2 separate regions of the Homo sapiens genome follow, and region 1 is linked to region 2. The links are chromatin loops, found by intact Hi-C in ENCODE. Cell type or tissue: HCT116. All regions are shown on one strand.

What was found. A loop is a pair of places that touch in the nucleus more often than their neighbours do. Peaks named below come from ENCODE experiments on the same cell type or tissue, not always from the same donor. Only the 100,000 strongest peaks of a DNase experiment are listed, where the experiment ranks them.
Region 1: it touches region 2 in a loop (16-fold over the local background); 37 of 110 quality-filtered maps call a loop at or near these places.

Annotation. Positions count from the first base shown.
Region 1 is chr1:3,720,064-3,728,063 of GRCh38, forward strand. It overlaps TP73 (tumor protein p73), which reads left to right. Exons shown (of 14, transcript NM_005427.4): 5 at 1,958-2,144; 6 at 3,291-3,406; 7 at 7,052-7,161; 8 at 7,565-7,707. Among named protein-coding and RNA genes, the nearest start is that of TP73-AS2, 9.8 kb to the left of the region's middle. RefSeq lists enhancers at 38-596, 597-1,156, 1,157-1,715, 7,558-7,657. In HCT116, a CTCF peak has its summit at 4,523 (motif pointing left); a DNase peak (open chromatin) is centred at 4,528.
Region 2 is chr1:3,487,828-3,495,827 of GRCh38, forward strand. MEGF6 (multiple EGF like domains 6) reads right to left here. Exons shown (of 37, transcript NM_001409.4): 31 at 6,786-6,914; 32 at 6,544-6,672; 33 at 6,169-6,297; 34 at 5,944-6,072; 35 at 4,812-4,940; 36 at 3,085-3,132; 37 at 124-2,762. The coding sequence ends at 2,701. Among named protein-coding and RNA genes, the nearest start is that of ARHGEF16, 37 kb to the left of the region's middle. RefSeq lists silencers at 3,474-3,523, 3,544-3,673 and enhancers at 3,793-4,318, 4,319-4,843. In HCT116, a CTCF peak has its summit at 3,552 (motif pointing right); a DNase peak (open chromatin) is centred at 3,604; H3K27ac peaks cover 284 bases.

The DNA of each region.
Region 1 (8,000 bases), 230 kb after region 2:
AGGCGCCCGCCACCTTGCCTGGCTAATATTTGTATTTTTGGTAGAGACAGGGTTTCACCATATTGGCCAGGCTGGTCGAACTCCTGACCTCAGCTGCCTGCCTTGGCCTCCCAAAGTGCTGGGATTACAGGCGTGAGCCACCGCCCTCAGCCCGTTTCCTGCTTTTCTAAACAGCGCCCAGCCTCCCCTGCAGGGCTGTGCATGATGGTTCCTTCCTGTGTTTTAAACAGGACTGGGGATGGGCGGCTTCCTGCCTAAGGCCCTGTGCCCAAGGTGGGGGTCGCAGGCAGGGGCAGTGGAGCCACTCTGGCTCCAGGGGCTCCAGGTGGACGGAGGACCTAGGAGGGGCCAGCTCTTTGGTATCCAATTCCCATCCTGAGGAGGCCACTGAAGGACCCCCTTCCACTTGTCCCTCCAGCCCCCTCACACCCATGGCAGGGACAGACCAGCGTTCCTGGCTGGGTCTCATTCGGGGAGCCCAAGTAGCTCACCAGAGAGGGGACCGCTCCCACTGCACAGGAACAAGGGCACTCAGGGTGCCGGGGACCCAGGCCCCACCCACCATGGCTCGCAGCCTCCGTCAGCTCCATCTCCCCTGTCTCTTTCCTTTTTCCTTCCTGGCTTTTCGTGTGCCTGCACCTGCCAAGGACCTATGTGGCTCCTGAGAGCCCCTCATGTCCCTTGATGGCCAGAGAGGCAGTACTGGTGGCCAGTGGGGGTCAGGGGGTCAGGGCCCCCTAACTTCCTTGGCAAAGGGAAGACTCCACCTGCAGCTTCCCTGGTTCTGCCAGTAGCTCCCTGTCTCTGACCTCAGTTTCCCCAACTGTTCCACGGTGGAGTGCGATGGGACATTCTCCAGGGCACTTGCGGCTGCAGTGACTTGTGATTCTGAGTCATCGGGGGCTGGTGAGGGGCACAGAGGGCATGGGGTGGCAGCAGAAGTCATTCTCTGAGCCTGAGACTGGGGATCATTCCTGATGGCCCTTTGGGGAGAGAGCATGAGGACTCCCAGCAGGTGACCAGGAGCCAGACGCTTGGGAAATCAGCCAGCTTGGAAGTGAGTGGACGCCCCTGCAGCGGCCTCAGCGGGGTCACTTTTAGAACTCATGAGAGCCGGCCTGGGTCCTCAGATGGGCAGCCGGGCCCTGTGAGGCAAAGAAGCTGGAGGCCTCTGCAGGGGCTGGCTCAGGAAGGGTGTCATCCAGTCCTCCTGCAGCAGGGCCCACGCCAGCTCCAGACAGACCTATTAGCTCCTCGAGTCCCAAGCTGGGGATACTGGGGCTGTGAGCCCAGAGGGGCCCCCAGAGTGGCCAAGACCAAGCCACACAGCTCGGCTGCTCAGACTTGGTGGCCCCAGCAGGAGAGGGTGTCAGAGTCACCAGGGCTGCTGAGGCCATGAGAGGCCTTCACACCAACCCAGAGAGCTCTCTATGGAAGCTTGAATGCATAGTGGGCAACCAGCCCATCACACATTAACCACTTGCTCTGTGCAAATGCCAGAGAAGCCTAGCTCTGGTCTTAAAAACAGATTCAATGCTGCAAACCCACCTCTTCAAAATGCCGCAGTCAGGGACATGGCTTCCACAGGCCTGGCTCCCAGCCCCCGTTCCCGCCCTCACTCTCCAGCAGCCCCTTCTTGCTCTCCTGGCCTTTCTTGTCCCCATCCATAAACCTAAAGCCTCTCTGCCTGACTGCCACCGGCACTCACACCCCTGCTGTCATGGAGCCCAAATGACCCGATGGCTGTGGAGTGGGTGCCAGGGCAGCTGTGCCTGGATTCACGCCTCAAAGGACAGACACCTGGAGGGATTCAGCAGAGGGGCTGCTTGGGGCAGTCTTCATCTGGGGGTTGTGGAAGGGGCACCCATGGGGAGGACGTGGCTCCCAATGGGGGGTGGCCTGGACAGGGGTGCAGTTGGGACCACTGGTCTCACCCGCTCCCTCTCCCCCACTCCAGTACTCCCCGCTCTTGAAGAAACTCTACTGCCAGATCGCCAAGACATGCCCCATCCAGATCAAGGTGTCCACCCCGCCACCCCCAGGCACCGCCATCCGGGCCATGCCTGTTTACAAGAAAGCGGAGCACGTGACCGACGTCGTGAAACGCTGCCCCAACCACGAGCTCGGGAGGGACTTCAACGAAGGTGAGGGCCCCCAGCTCCTCTGCCCACGGTGGCACTTTGCCCAGCATCCCGGACAGCACAGCCGGGGGCTGCCTAACTGGGAGAGAGTGGGGCTGACAGCATGGGCTTAGCCATTCCCCTGCGGAGGGCTTTCAGTGCCTCCACCAGCCCCCATTTTCCCAGTTCTGAGTGGGACCTGGGGGGGCCCATGCTCCTGGGCAGGGGCAAGTGGTCTGGGCAGAGTCTGAGGGGCAGCGGCCTTCTGGGGCCCCAGAGATCCTATGAGTCATAGCCCCTCTCTCCAGTGTGCCTGGCAGGGCCTACGGGCTACCCCAAGGATTAGCAGGAGAATCAGGGGGCAGAGCCACTGGGCAGGCACCCCCAGAGCACAAGGGCTGCCAGCTGGCCTGAGCCTCACCTGGAAGCCCACAGGACTGGGCCTGGTGGTCTCAGTTCTGCTGCGATGCACCTGGCACAGCTGGGCGCCTCTCTGCACCTGGCACAGGGGTGGGCACCTCTCTGCACCTGGCACAGGGCTGGGCACCTCTCTTCACCTGGCATGGGGCTGGGCACCTTTCTTCACCTGGCATGGGACTGGGCACCTCTCTGCATGTGACACAGAGGTGGGCACCTGGCATGGGGCCGGGCACCTCTCTGCACCTGGCATGGGGCTGGGCACCTCTTTGCACCTGGCACAGGGTGGGCACCTCTGCACCTAGCACAGGAGTGGGCACCTCTCTGCACCTGGCATGGGGCTGGACACCTCTCTGTGCCTGGCACAGGGCTGGGCACCTCTGCATCTGGCATGGGGCTGGGCATCTCTGCACCTGACACCGGGGTGGGCACCTCTCTGCACCTGGCATGCAGCTGGGCACCTCTCTGCACCTGGCACTGGGCTGGGCACCTCTGCACCTAACAGGGGTGGGCACCTTTGCAGGTGGCACAGAGCTGGGCACCTCTCTGTGCCTGGCACGGGGCCAGCACCTCTCTGCACCTGACATGGGGCTGGGCACTTCTTTGAACCTGGCACGGGGCTGGGTACCTCTCTGCACCTGACATGGGGCTGGGCACCCTTTGAACCCGGCACAGGGCTGGGCACCTCTCTGCACCTAGCACAGGGGTGGGCACCTCTATGCACCTCTCTGAAGTGTCGACCCCTCCCGGCAGGACAGTCTGCTCCAGCCAGCCACCTCATCCGCGTGGAAGGCAATAATCTCTCGCAGTATGTGGATGACCCTGTCACCGGCAGGCAGAGCGTCGTGGTGCCCTATGAGCCACCACAGGTAGGCCAGGAGCCAGGCTGTGCCCAGGGCCCTGCAGTCAGCTGTACGGGTCGGGGGAGGGGTCCCCTGAGGCAGCCCCTGTCCCTCCTCAGTTGGCTGATCTGCCTGCCTGTCCTGTCGGCATCTGTCCAGGGCTCCCTGCTCTGTGATAAGTCTGTGTCGGCGGCTCCTTCCTCACCCACACCCGCCCCACTGTGCACACTGCTGCTCTGTCCCCACATCCGCCTCGGGCACTCTCGGGGCCTCAGTGTGCCCAGCTCCATAGTGGGGAGTGGGTCTTCAGCCTTGCCCTCTGTTGGTGCCCAACACTGGTTCCGGCCTGGGGCTCCCAGACACAGGGATTTGGGAGATGGGGAGGTCCCCGCCCATTTAGACCCTGGATTGGCTGGGGCAGAACCAAACCAGCAACAGCGCCTGAAGGGGTGGCAAATTCTACAAAGGGGGTTGAGGGATGGTGGAAAGACTCCTAGGCCAGGCCAGGGGCCCAGGAGAGGTGGCCTGCAGGAGGCTGAGGCTGGTCAGCAGGGTGGAGAGCCGGGAGGCCCCGCTGGGCACCACGTGGGTGGGGGGTGCAGGGGACTGGGGGGCATATAGGCTGGAGGGGAGGGGACACGGAGAGGCTGGGGGCTTTGACTTTTGGCCCAAAGGCAGCATAAGTTTCTGGGACACAATTCTGGAGCTGATGTGGGGCCCAACTGGTGTGAAAGGCTGGGGTAGGGGGAAACAGAGGGTTTGAAGTTACTGCGGGATGGTGGGGCAGGGGCAGAACAGGAGGTGAGGAGTGGGTACCAGGCCCCCAGGGGAAGGCAGGCAATGGCAGGCCTCTGCCTTCCCTGTACCTGGTTCTGAGACCAGGCTCCATGCTGTACCCAGCCCCAGCCTCCCCCACCAGGTCCCCATCCCTGTACCAGACCCCCAGGACACCCCAGACTCCTGTACCCAGTCTCCAGGTCCTCCACAAGCCTCTACCCTGTACCCAGGCCCCCTTCGACGTCCCCATCCCACCATCCTCTAAGAGCAGCCCCTTATGTCAGCAGAACCAGGGCCCGGGAGGGCTCCCTGAAACCCATGTCCCACCCTCACCTGCCTAGGCCTGCCAGGAAGGCAGAGCTCTATCGCCCCCTGGTGGCTGCCGTGTGACAGCAGTTCTGAGAAAGGCCAAGATTTTCCCAAACCCCTAATAGCTTTTGTATTTGTCCCCAGGGTGACATGAAAACTGCCCACATTGTGGTCTGGGGACACTCATTGATCAACGGTTTTGGTTCATGGCTGGGCGCAGTGGCTCACGCCTGTAATCCAAGCACTTTGGGAGGCCAAGGCGGGTGGATCACTTGAGGTTAGGAGTTCAAGACCAGCCTGGCCCACAGGGCGAAACCCTGTCTGTACTAAAAACACAAAAGTTAGCCGAGCCTCGTGGCGCATGCCTGTAATTCCAGCTACTTGGGAGGCTGAGGCAAGAGAATCGCTTGAACCCGGGAGGCAGAAGTTGCAGTGAGCCAAGATCGCGCCATTGCACTCCAGCCTGGGGGACAGAGAGAGACTCCGTCTCAAAAAAAAAAAAAAGAGTTTTGGTTCATGTCTCAGCTGTACTGCAAAATCCCTGGGAAACAGGAGTGTGCTGGGGGTGGGTTCGCTGGGGACAGCTCTGGTTCCTCTTTCTGCCCAGGTGAGCCCGCAGCATGCAACACACACGTAGGGCCACAAAATCTGTGCAGGCACACTCACACCCAGCATCTGGGCTTGACCTCCAGCCTGTGTCAGGGGAGAAGGTTGGGGCAAACAGACCACAGGACTCTGTGCTTCTCTGAGAGCAGAGACCAGGTCTGAGCCCTCCCAGAACCCAGAACCAGCCCAGTGCTTGGGGTTCAGTGATCTTCATGAATGGGTGGCTGGATGGGGTGAGTGGGTGGATGGGTGGATGGATGGGGGTGGGTGGGGTGGATGAATGGATGGATGGGTAGGTAGGTGGGTGGATGGATGGATGGATAAATGGGGTGGGTGGGTGAGTGGATGAATGGATGGAGTGGTGAATGGGTGAATGGATGGGTGGGTGGACGGATGGATGAATAGGGTGGGCGGATGGATGGGGTGGGTGGGTGAATGGATGGATGGGTGGGTGGGTGAATGGATGGTTGGGTAGAGGGATGTTGAATGGATGGGTGGGTAGAGGGATGGGTAGATGGGGTGGGTGGATGGATGGATGGATAGACTGATATTGTTGAATGGATGAGTGGGTGGATGGATGTTTAGATGGATGGATAGATAATAAATGGGGGAGTGGATGGATGGATGGGGTGGGGGGGTGGATGGATGGATGGATAGGATGATGGATGGATGGATGGGGTGGGTGTGGGGGGTGGATATGTGGGTGGGTGAGTGGATGGATGGAGTGGGTGGGTGGGTGGATGGATGGATGGATTGACTGATATTGAATGGATGGGTGGGTGAATGGATGGTTGGATGGATGGACAGATAATGGGGGGAGTGGATGGATGGATGGGGTGGATGGGTGGATGGATGGATGGGATGGGTGGATGGATGGGGTGGGTGTGGGGGTGGATGTGTGGGTGGATGGATGGAGTGGGTGGGTGGGTGGGTGGATGGATGGATTTATTGATATTGAATGGGTGGGTGGGTGGATGGATGGATGGATTTATTGATATTGAATGGATGGGTGGGTGGATGGATGGTTGGATGGATGGATAGATAATAAATGGGGGGAGTGGATGGATGGATGAATGGGGTGGGTGGGTGGATGGATGGATGGATAGGATGGATGGATGAGGTGGGTGTGGGGGGTGGATGTGTGGGTGGGTGGGTGGATGGATGGATGGATGGAGTGGGTGGATGGGTGGATGGATGAATGGATGGGTTGATATTGAATGGATGGGTGGGTGGATAGATGGGTAGATAATAAATGGGGGAGTGGATGGATGGATGGATGGATGGGGTGGGTGTTGGGGGTGGACGTGTGGGTGGGTGGATGGGTGGATGGATGGATTGATATTGAATGGATGGGTGGGTGGATGGATGGGGTTGGTGGATGAATGGATGGATGGATATTGAATGGATGGGTAGGTGGATGGATGGGTAGATAATAAGTGGGGGAGTGGATGGATGGATGGATGGGGTGGATGGATGCATGGATAGACGGGTGGGTGGATGGATGGGGTGGATGGATGGATGGATTGATTGATATTGAATGGATGGGTGGGTGGATGGATGGTTGGATGGGGTGGGTGGATGGATGGGGTTCGTGGATGGATGGGGTTGGTGGATGGATGCATGGATGGATATTGAATGGATGGGTAGGTGGATGGATGGGTAGATAATAAATGGGGGAGTGGATGGATGGATGGATAGATGGGTGGGTGGATGGATGGGGTTGGTGGATGGATGGATGGATGGATGGATGAATAGATAAATGGGTTCGATGGATGGATGGATGGACGGATGGATGGATGGATGGGGTGGGTTGGTGGATGGATGAATGAGTGGACAGATATACAAATGGCAACAACTATAGAGCAGGGCATCCCCCTGCCTACGTGGAGCCAGGACCAGACATGGAGCTGGGGGCTGCCACCTTAGTGGATTGGGGCTGCGTGCTGATGCTAGCCCCTCTCCCTGCTCCCCCATGTGCAGGTGGGGACGGAATTCACCACCATCCTGTACAACTTCATGTGTAACAGCAGCTGTGTAGGGGGCATGAACCGGCGGCCCATCCTCATCATCATCACCCTGGAGATGCGGGAGTGAGTCCCGGGCACACGGGGTGGAGGTGGGACAGGGCTGGGCAGGCACGGCCGGGGGAGAAGGGGAGCTGTCATGGAGACCTGCAGGCCAAGGCTAGCTTGGGGAAGAGACTTTGGGGTGTGCTGCTGGAGGAAGGAACCGCCCCCTGGCCTGCAGGGCCTGCCTGGGCACAAGCTGGGCCTCCGGAGGGAGGTGGGAGTCCCCGGCGAGGTCTCAGGGCAGCCTCACAGCTTTGAGCCTCTGACTCCCTCTAGCGGGAACACTCGCTGCCGGCACTGGGTGCTCTGTGGTGACCGAGGGCTCTCAAGGCCGGTCCTGCAGGGTCCGAGGTGGGTGGGGAAGGTGGGCAGGTTGAGGGTGGGCAGGGTTGAGCTCACAATTCTGGCTGTGCCCACCCGACAGTGGGCAGGTGCTGGGCCGCCGGTCCTTTGAGGGCCGCATCTGCGCCTGTCCTGGCCGCGACCGAAAAGCTGATGAGGACCACTACCGGGAGCAGCAGGCCCTGAACGAGAGCTCCGCCAAGAACGGGGCCGCCAGCAAGCGTGGTGAGCGGCCGGCCAGGGGAACTGGACGCGTGTGGGAGGAGAAGGGGACACATTGGCAGGACACAATGTGAGCCCGCGTCCCAGGGACAGGGCCAGTCCCTGAACGGCCCCCCACGCCCAGACTCCTCCCTGACGGAGCCTGAGAGCAGCCCCCATATAAGTCGCTTGTCCTGGGCCAAGGGCACCTCAGAGGCCTGGGTGGCACCGCAGGTTTGCCCGTCCCTGTGGGTTGCTCACCACCGGACCCACCTGGAGAATCGATTGGCCCCAAGGGTGGGGCAGGTCTCCCTCCT
Region 2 (8,000 bases):
GCTTCTTACCCTGAAATATTCAAACGCCTGCCCTAATTCTCCTTTGGTTTACTCTGCATGTCTGTGTTTCTACCCTTTGAAGCATGTCTTTTATAGTAAAAATACTATTTAGTATATTTTTAATGCAGTCTAGTCTGTTTTTAATGATGTTTTTAATTGACAATAATTGTAGATATTCATCGGATACACAGTGATGTTTTGATACATGGGATGTCTAGTGATCAAATCAGGGTAATGAGCATATCATCATCTCAAGCGTTTATTATGTGTGTTGAGAATGTTCAATATCCTCCTTCTTGCTGCTTGAAACTATATAATATATGGTCAGGAGTTTGTTTTTCCGTCGTCATTTGTAACCGTTAACATTAGGATCTGTGAGCGTGTTTTCTAGTTATTCTGCTTTATTTTCCTCTGCTCCTGACCGCCGTTGGATAGCTGAGATTTCCTCCGGATGGGCAGAAGCTCGGCCTGCCTTATGGCTTCCGTAGCTGAACACTGTGTCTTCACTGAGCGGGATGAGTGATTGGTACCTGCCAGGCCCCCCGTCCACACCCTCACACCATGCTGAGACTGTCGGGGGTTCCCATTGGGGAGTAATGGTGATATTCTGACTCTCTGAATTCCTAGGCCATTTGGGAACTGTGGTGACTGAATATCTCAGAGCACCCTCCTGGCTTCTTTCTCTTCTGGCTGGAGAACGTCTCTAAGAGCATTTTAAAATCAGGCTTTTCTGTAGAAAAATGGCCGAGGCCTTGAAGGCCTAAGAATAACATGGACTTTGCATGCCTTTGATAGTTTAGCTGGATGTAAAATTCAGCCTTCAAATATTTCCTTCAAACTCTGAGGATGGAACATCACAGTTTTCTGGCTCTCCGTGTTTCTCACGTATAGTCTGAGGTCAATTTGATTCCCATTCTTTTTTCTCTGGGACTTTAGAATTTATCTTTGACATTGATGTTCTTCAAGGTCTTATGGCTTTTTTATGTTATTTTTCCACCTTGTGCATTTCCAGGCTGACTGAGATCATTCACCTTTAGATCTGAGAACGTCTTGGTCGTCGTTGCTTCATGTCAATGACTTCTTACTTTTGTATTTTGCAGTTAGATGGATGTGAATGAACACCTCCCTTACCCATTTCCATTCATCTATCTCTGTACGTTGTCTCTCTTTACGCCTCCCTGCTATTCCTGGGAGAATCTCCTGAGCTGTATCCACTCACCCCATCTGCTGGATGCTTCATTTCAAGGTATGCGTTTTCCACACTCCGTCTGCACCCCAGTCCGTCTCTCTCTGGCTGCTGCTTCTGCATCCCCACCATCCTGCCCTCCCTTATCACTGTTCTACTTTAAAGTCTCCCCACAGCGGTCCATTCATCAGCTTCCTCTGTGACAGCTCCCTTGCTGTCTGTGAGCAACCAAGCTCACTGGACTCCTCCTCCTCCTGCTGGTGAAATTGTCTGCCCTGGGGCCTCAGCTACCTTGGCTGGTTTTAGGGTGATGGGGGCGGCAGCCCAGACCCTAAGGGGGCCTTCTTAAGGGAGAGAGAGTCCTATGTTGCGGTGTGAGTGCAGCCCTCTCCATTGGCCACCCCACTCTGCAGAGGAGCCCCCAGCCACCACCTCTACCCTCTGCCTCTTCCTTCCACTCTGGGCCCTTCTTCCAGGAGAAGTCAGCCTCAGCCCATGAGTGCCAGGTGCTCGGGAGGGCTGGTCTGTCCTCACCCAGGGAGTCCCTGCCCCTGCGATGCTGCCCTCCCCCCACTGCTGATGCTCAGGTAGGGGTGGGTGGGGTGAGCCCAAGGGAGTTCGGCCTCAGTCCAGGTTGCCCCTCCACACCAGCCCTCCTCCCCCTGGGCCATTCTCTGGGAACAGCCAGTCTCTGGGTCTCAGCGGTAATGAATGCAGCCCCAGCGTTCTCCTCAATAGCACTGGGAACTGAGATGAGTCCCAACTTCTTCACTTGTGTGGCACCCCCACCCCTGCAAAGGGCCCCGGGTGCACTGGGAGGTCCCTGGGTGCACCGTTATGCTGGCCGGGCCCCAGGGAGGAGCCCACACAGAGTCCACGTAACACAGCAAACACACAGGCCACGAGGAGGTTGCCTGCTCCTTTACCTTCCTAGGTTTACATGGTACCGGAGCCAGCAGCCTGGTGAGCCCGCAGGAGCCTGCAGACCTGAATCAGGGTTTCTGGGGATTGGGCAGGAGATGACAGGCAGCTTCCAGCTGATCCCAGGGCTGCAGCGGGCATGTGCAGTGGCCCATAAATACCTTTACATAAATACGGGCTGGGCGACTTCCAGTCCCAGGGCCTAGCACCAAAAAGCCTGCCTGGAGGACAGTGGCCCTGTGCCTGCACCTGCGCCTGCACCCACACTGGCGCCCACACCTGTCCTCAGTCCAACTCAGAGCCGCGGGGAGAGCGGGACTTCCTCAGCCCAGGCCCAGAGCGTGCCCCTGGGTTCTGCAGAGCCAGGCCAGGAGGCGCCTCTCTTCCAGCGGCCATGCGAGGCTTCCCTCCTCAAGGCCACACCAGCCTCCAAGAGCGACAGGTTGCTGGGCTGTCCACAGCCCTCCACGGCCCTCAAAGGAAGGGCAGTACCAGGAGCTCTGGGCCCGTGAAGTGTCCTTCTCAGTGGTCACCAAAGGCCAGGGTCCCCTCTGGCTGGGACTGGAGAGGCGGGCTCCACGGGACTGCCTCTACTAGTGCCTCGCTGGTCCACCGCTCCGGGATGTGGGTCTGCTGGAGGCGGGCAGTGTGCCCGCTGGGGAAAAGGAGAAAAGAGGGCCAGTCCAGGGTGGGGCGGGTGCTCCCAGAACAGACTGGGTTCTGGGTTGGCACCTCTCCCTCCCACCCCTCCCTTCAGCAGCTCAGCCCAGCAGGTGGGTGGGGCCCACCCATCCTTCCCAGCCTGTCCTTCCCAGCTCTGGCCCCAGCCTTGGTCTCTGAGCTCCAGATTCCTGGGGCCCAAGGCCCCGGGTGCAGCTGCTGCCCTGTGGGGCCCAGATTATACTTAAGCACTCTTCGTTGACTTTGCCATAACCCACCCTCCTGGCAAGCCCACGGGCATTCCCCACACCCCTTACCTGAGCCCTGGGCTAAGGACGGGTTCTCGGGGAGCCGGAGGGGCCCACCTGGAGGGGAGAGAGAGCAGGCCATGTTAGTACCCCCAGCCTTGAGTGAGCCACAGTAATGGCAGCAAGGCGTGACCCCATCCAGGCCTTCAGGGACCTCCACTTCCCCCGCACAGTCTCCTTCCCTTCTCAGTCCTTTGCACTCGGGGAAGGAACGGGGGCGGGAGCTGGGGGGGGGGGCTCTCCCTCTCCCCATAGGAAAGCTCTCAGCCCCTCCAAGCCTCTACTACCCGCGACATCAGGGGCTTTACCGAACGCCAAGCCAAGTCCACTCCAGGGGAGGGCGCAGGACCCAGGACTCCCCACGCCCAGCAACACACTGCCCATGGGGCCCCAGGCTCCTGAGGCCTCCAGCTCAATGTCAAGGCACTGCCCCCGGCACCCGGCACCCAGCGCAGGTGCCGGCAGCCGGCGGTGCAGTACCACAGATGACCACTAGATGCCGCTGCCGGGCAGCCTTTTGTCCCTGCACCAGCGCACAGGCTGCTGCCCCGCCCCTCCTCTCCTCGCCCCGCCCCGCTCCACCGAGATGGGGGCTCCCCTGTCTTAAGGCTCTGAACAATCTGCAGCCAGGACTGCCTTAGAAAGGCACAAACAGATGCACACATACACAAAGTCAAGACTATTTGGGGGCCTCCAAGCGGAGGACCCCAAGTGTGAAATCCCCAGTTAGCCAAAAAGCAGAGCCTGCAGCCTGGCGCCCGGCCTTTGCCCCGCCCACATGTCTTGCCCCGCACAGGCCCCAAGCCTGCCTCCCACTTCCCTCTGCAGAGACAACCTTTCCCAACACCGCTGGGGGGTACACGGTGCGGGGGTGGGGGGGGGGGTGCGGGCAGCAAAGTCTGGGCTGGCCAGAGGGGTGGGGGCATCCCAAAAGCACTGCCTGCAGGCAGAGAGCACATTCCAGGACAGCCTCAGGGTCCTGAAGGTGGTGCTAAGGAGCCACCCTCACACAGGTGCTGGAGCACGCTCACACATGCCCGGCACACACGCCTGTGCCCCCTGCCGCACATGCATGCACTATTGCGCAGACGCACTGGCTACATTCACACACTGATGCACACGTAACACACAGGCACTGGCACGCACAGGTGCCTGCTGCCTGTGCAGGACTGCGTGCGTGGACTGGCACGCACAGGTGCCTGCTGCCCGTGCAGGACTGCGTGCGTGGACTGGCACACACTGGGTGCCACACACATGTACTGGCACACATGCACACACACCCTGCTGTACGCACTGTTGCACGTGCGTGCACAGACACACCCTCACACCCTGGTGCACGTGTATGGGGGGCAGGAGGGGCAGGGATGGCCAGCGTCCATCCACACTGTGGATGGTCCAGCCCAGCCATGGGGTCATGACCCTCTTCAGGCCCCCGGTGCAGTTTGCAGCCCACCCTTGCAGCTGTTGGGGCTGGGAAAGATGGGCTGTTTCCAGCTGGCAGCATGGCCCACCCCTGTCCCCTGGTTAAGTGACTGTGAAGCTCACACTCCACCCATCAGAAGCCAAGTGACACTCTGGGTACCGGGTGGGGACAGATGACATTCGCTATGTCTGAATAGCCATAGGGTGACCCGGCCAACTCCGCAGTGGGTGAGAGAGGGATCCTCTGCCAGGGTGGAGCTGAGGCTGATTGGGGGATGGTGCCTTCCCGCCCTTCCCCAGGAAGCCCAGCTCACCTTCCCGGCACGTGGGCCCCATGTAGCCATCCACACAGTGACACTGCCCACTGACAGGGTCGCAGTCAGCCCCACCCCCGCAGTCACAGTGCAGGGTGCAGCTGGGCCCAAACTGGCCCCTTCTGCAATCTGCAAGGCGGAGGGGGCGGGAGACAAACCTGAGCATCATCCTTGCCTTCCCCGCGCCAAGGAGCCTGGGCCTAGGGGCCCGCGGCAGAGCCCAGGTGGAGTGAAGCCTTCTGCCTGGGTGTGTGCGGGAGCTAAGACCTTGGGCCTCGGTTTCCCCTGAGGAGTAAACAGTCCCTGCCCTGCCTTCCTCAGCTACATTCTGCAGCCAGTGAGCTCCTGCATGAGAAAGCCCAGGCCCCAGGCACACGTCCAGAGTCACCACCGAGTTCCTGCCCCGCCCCAGGAGGGCAAACAGGAGCCAGTGTTCAGGGATGCCCCCTCAGGGCACAACAGGCCTGAGAGCCACAAGGCCAGGTAAGCAGCCCCAGCAGGTGAGCCCCTCCTATCCTCAGGTGGGTCCCTCCTATCCTCAGGTGAGCCCCTGCTATCCTCAGGTGAGCCCCTCCTATCCTCAGGTGGGTCCCTCCTATCCTCAGGTGAGCCCCTCCTATCCTCAGGTGAGCCCCTCTTATCCTCAGGTGAGCCCCTCCTATCCTCAGGTGGGTCCCTCCTATCCTCAGGTGAGCCCCTGCTATCCTCAGGTGAGCCCCTCCTATCCTCAGGTGGGTCCCTCCTATCCTCAGGTGAGACCCTCCTATCCTCAGGTGGGGCCCTCTGGGCTGGAGGGGCCACAGCCCCCTTGATGTCCCCCAGTCCACAGCTGGCAGATCAGGGAAGTCTTTCCACCCAACCAGAGCCCCCTCCCATGACCATGGCCTTCCTGGGACGTTGTGGGGGCCACACGGCAGGGCCTGGCCTAAGGCTCCAGCAGGAGGGCCATGCTTGGTACCGCATGTCCCAGCAGCTGACTCCAGCCCCCCCAGGGGGCACAGTCCAGGTGCAGAGGCAACAAGAGGGGTTGGTGGCCAGCCCAGGACTGGCACAGGTAGGGCCCAACCAATCAATATTGGTCACTGATGGAGACCCACACCCACGCCCTTCCTGGGCAGGACCCCAGACTCACCCAGGTTACAGGTGGCTCCTGAGCGCCCTGGTGGGCAAAGGCAGAGACCGGTGACAGGGTCACAGGGTGCCCCCCCGTCACAGTCACAGCGCTGGTGGCAGCCCTCTCCAAATGAACCTGGCTCACACCCTGGTGGGGGCAGTGGGCTCAGTGTCCCCCTCCTGTCCTGCACCCAGACGGGACGGGGCCAGGGAGCGGGGGTTCAGGGAGGCACCAAGCACTCACCCCTCTCACAGAAGTGGCCGTGGAAGCCGGCAGGGCAGAGGCATCGGCCACTGATGGGGTCGCAGGGGGCTCCATGTTGACACCAGCACAACCCCTGGCAGCCAGCCCCGTGGAAGCCAGGGGGACAGGCTGAAGGACGCCGGTTACCACGAGACAAGGGCACACGGTGGCAGAAATGTCCAGTTTGCCCAGAGTGAGTAAAACCCGCCAATCCAGGGGCCCGAGAAAAGCCCCCTCCTGCCCGTCCTCGTCCCTCCCCACTGCTGCTGGCTCCCCACCTCCCCACCACTTCACTGCTGCCTGGATCACCCACACGGGAGGAGTGGACAGTGGCTCAAAGGGGCCCCAGCCCAGCTGCACAGGCCCCCAACTCACGGTGCTCGCAGGCCTGGCCATAGAAGCCGGGGCCGCAGCGGCAGGTGCCCGTGGCAGGCTCACACGTGCTGTTGTTGTGGCAGGAGCACTCCAGATGGCAGGCGGCTCCGTAGCGCCCAGGGGGACAGGCTGGGGACAGGGCAGGGTGGGCAGTCCTTCGGCACCAGCCTTGCCCAGCCCTATGGCAGCCCAGGGCACCTCCCTGAGGGGATGCTGGGGTCCCGCTGGCCCCGCACACTCACCCAGCTCGCAGTGCCGCCCCGTCCAGCCCAGGCCACAGGAGCAGCTGCCGTTGCTGGCGTGGCACAGGCCCCCATTTCTGCAGGAGCAGGTGTGCTCGCAGCCCACGCCAAACCGGTTCTGGGGGCAGCCTGGAGACAGAAGGCAGGTGCTGCCTGGAGCTCTGGCCGAGGGCTGGGCTCCCTCTGGGGATATGTCCCCACAGGCTGACAGTCACTCGGTAAATGCTTCCTGAGGCCCATCAGTGCCAGTCTCTGCCTGCTGGGCGGGCACATGCCAGGGAGTGGCACCAGCCGCATCCTCTCATTCCTTGGTCATCTCAGGCTGCCAAGTGCCAGGCCTGGTCTAGGAACTGAGGGTGGCTCAGTCATGAAGGGGCTGGGTGAGCGCCTGCCCAGCCTGCAGGAAGGGGTTCACAGAAGGCTTCACGGAGGCAGCGGCCCACTGTGAACCAGCTGTCTCCCGCTTGGGAGTGAAGGCACATCCTTCAGGCCTGAGAAGTAGCGTGGCTGGGCTGCCGTGGGCTCAGAGGTGGCTGGCTGTAGCCCTGCTGTTACAGCCGGATGCCTGATGACCGGCCTGATGGCACTATCCTTCCTGGGAGTGAGGCGGGGCCAAGCTACATCCCAGCTGGGGCCTGAGCCCTGGGATCCTGAACCCTCTGCTGCCACAGGCTCCCAATGAGCCCAGAAGGCCAAGAACTGCTGTGGGGGCAGCCAGTCCCTTGATGCAGACTAAGGGTGGGACCAGGCCAAGAGGCTGTGGCTGTGTTCATGAGCACTGGGCCTGTCTGAGCAGGAGCCACTACGCCTGTCCCCTGGGTCCAGCCCATCTCTCTACTCTTGACTGTGCTCTAGGCCCACTTCCACTTTGGTCCCTGAGCCCTGGGCCTGGCAGAAAGGGCCAGAAGGACTCCACCCTCGGGCAGAAGACAGCCACCCAATCCCTTCTGCAAGGGGCCAGGCAGGCGCTGGGTAGGAACCTGCAGCCCCCACGGCCACCTCTATGAGGATGGGGTCACTGGGTGGCCTGAGCCTCGGGGGCTGAGTGTCGAGGTAGGGGCTGGGGTGGCATGGGACGGTCCATTCCCCCAAGCAGGGCAGCGTAGTCAACACAAGCTACAGCACTCTCATCTCAGCCCCAGGGTCAAGTGGGGAGCTGGTGGCAGCCAGGATGTGCGGGTGTCTGGGCTGGGCCCACCCCTCCAGTGTCCCCAC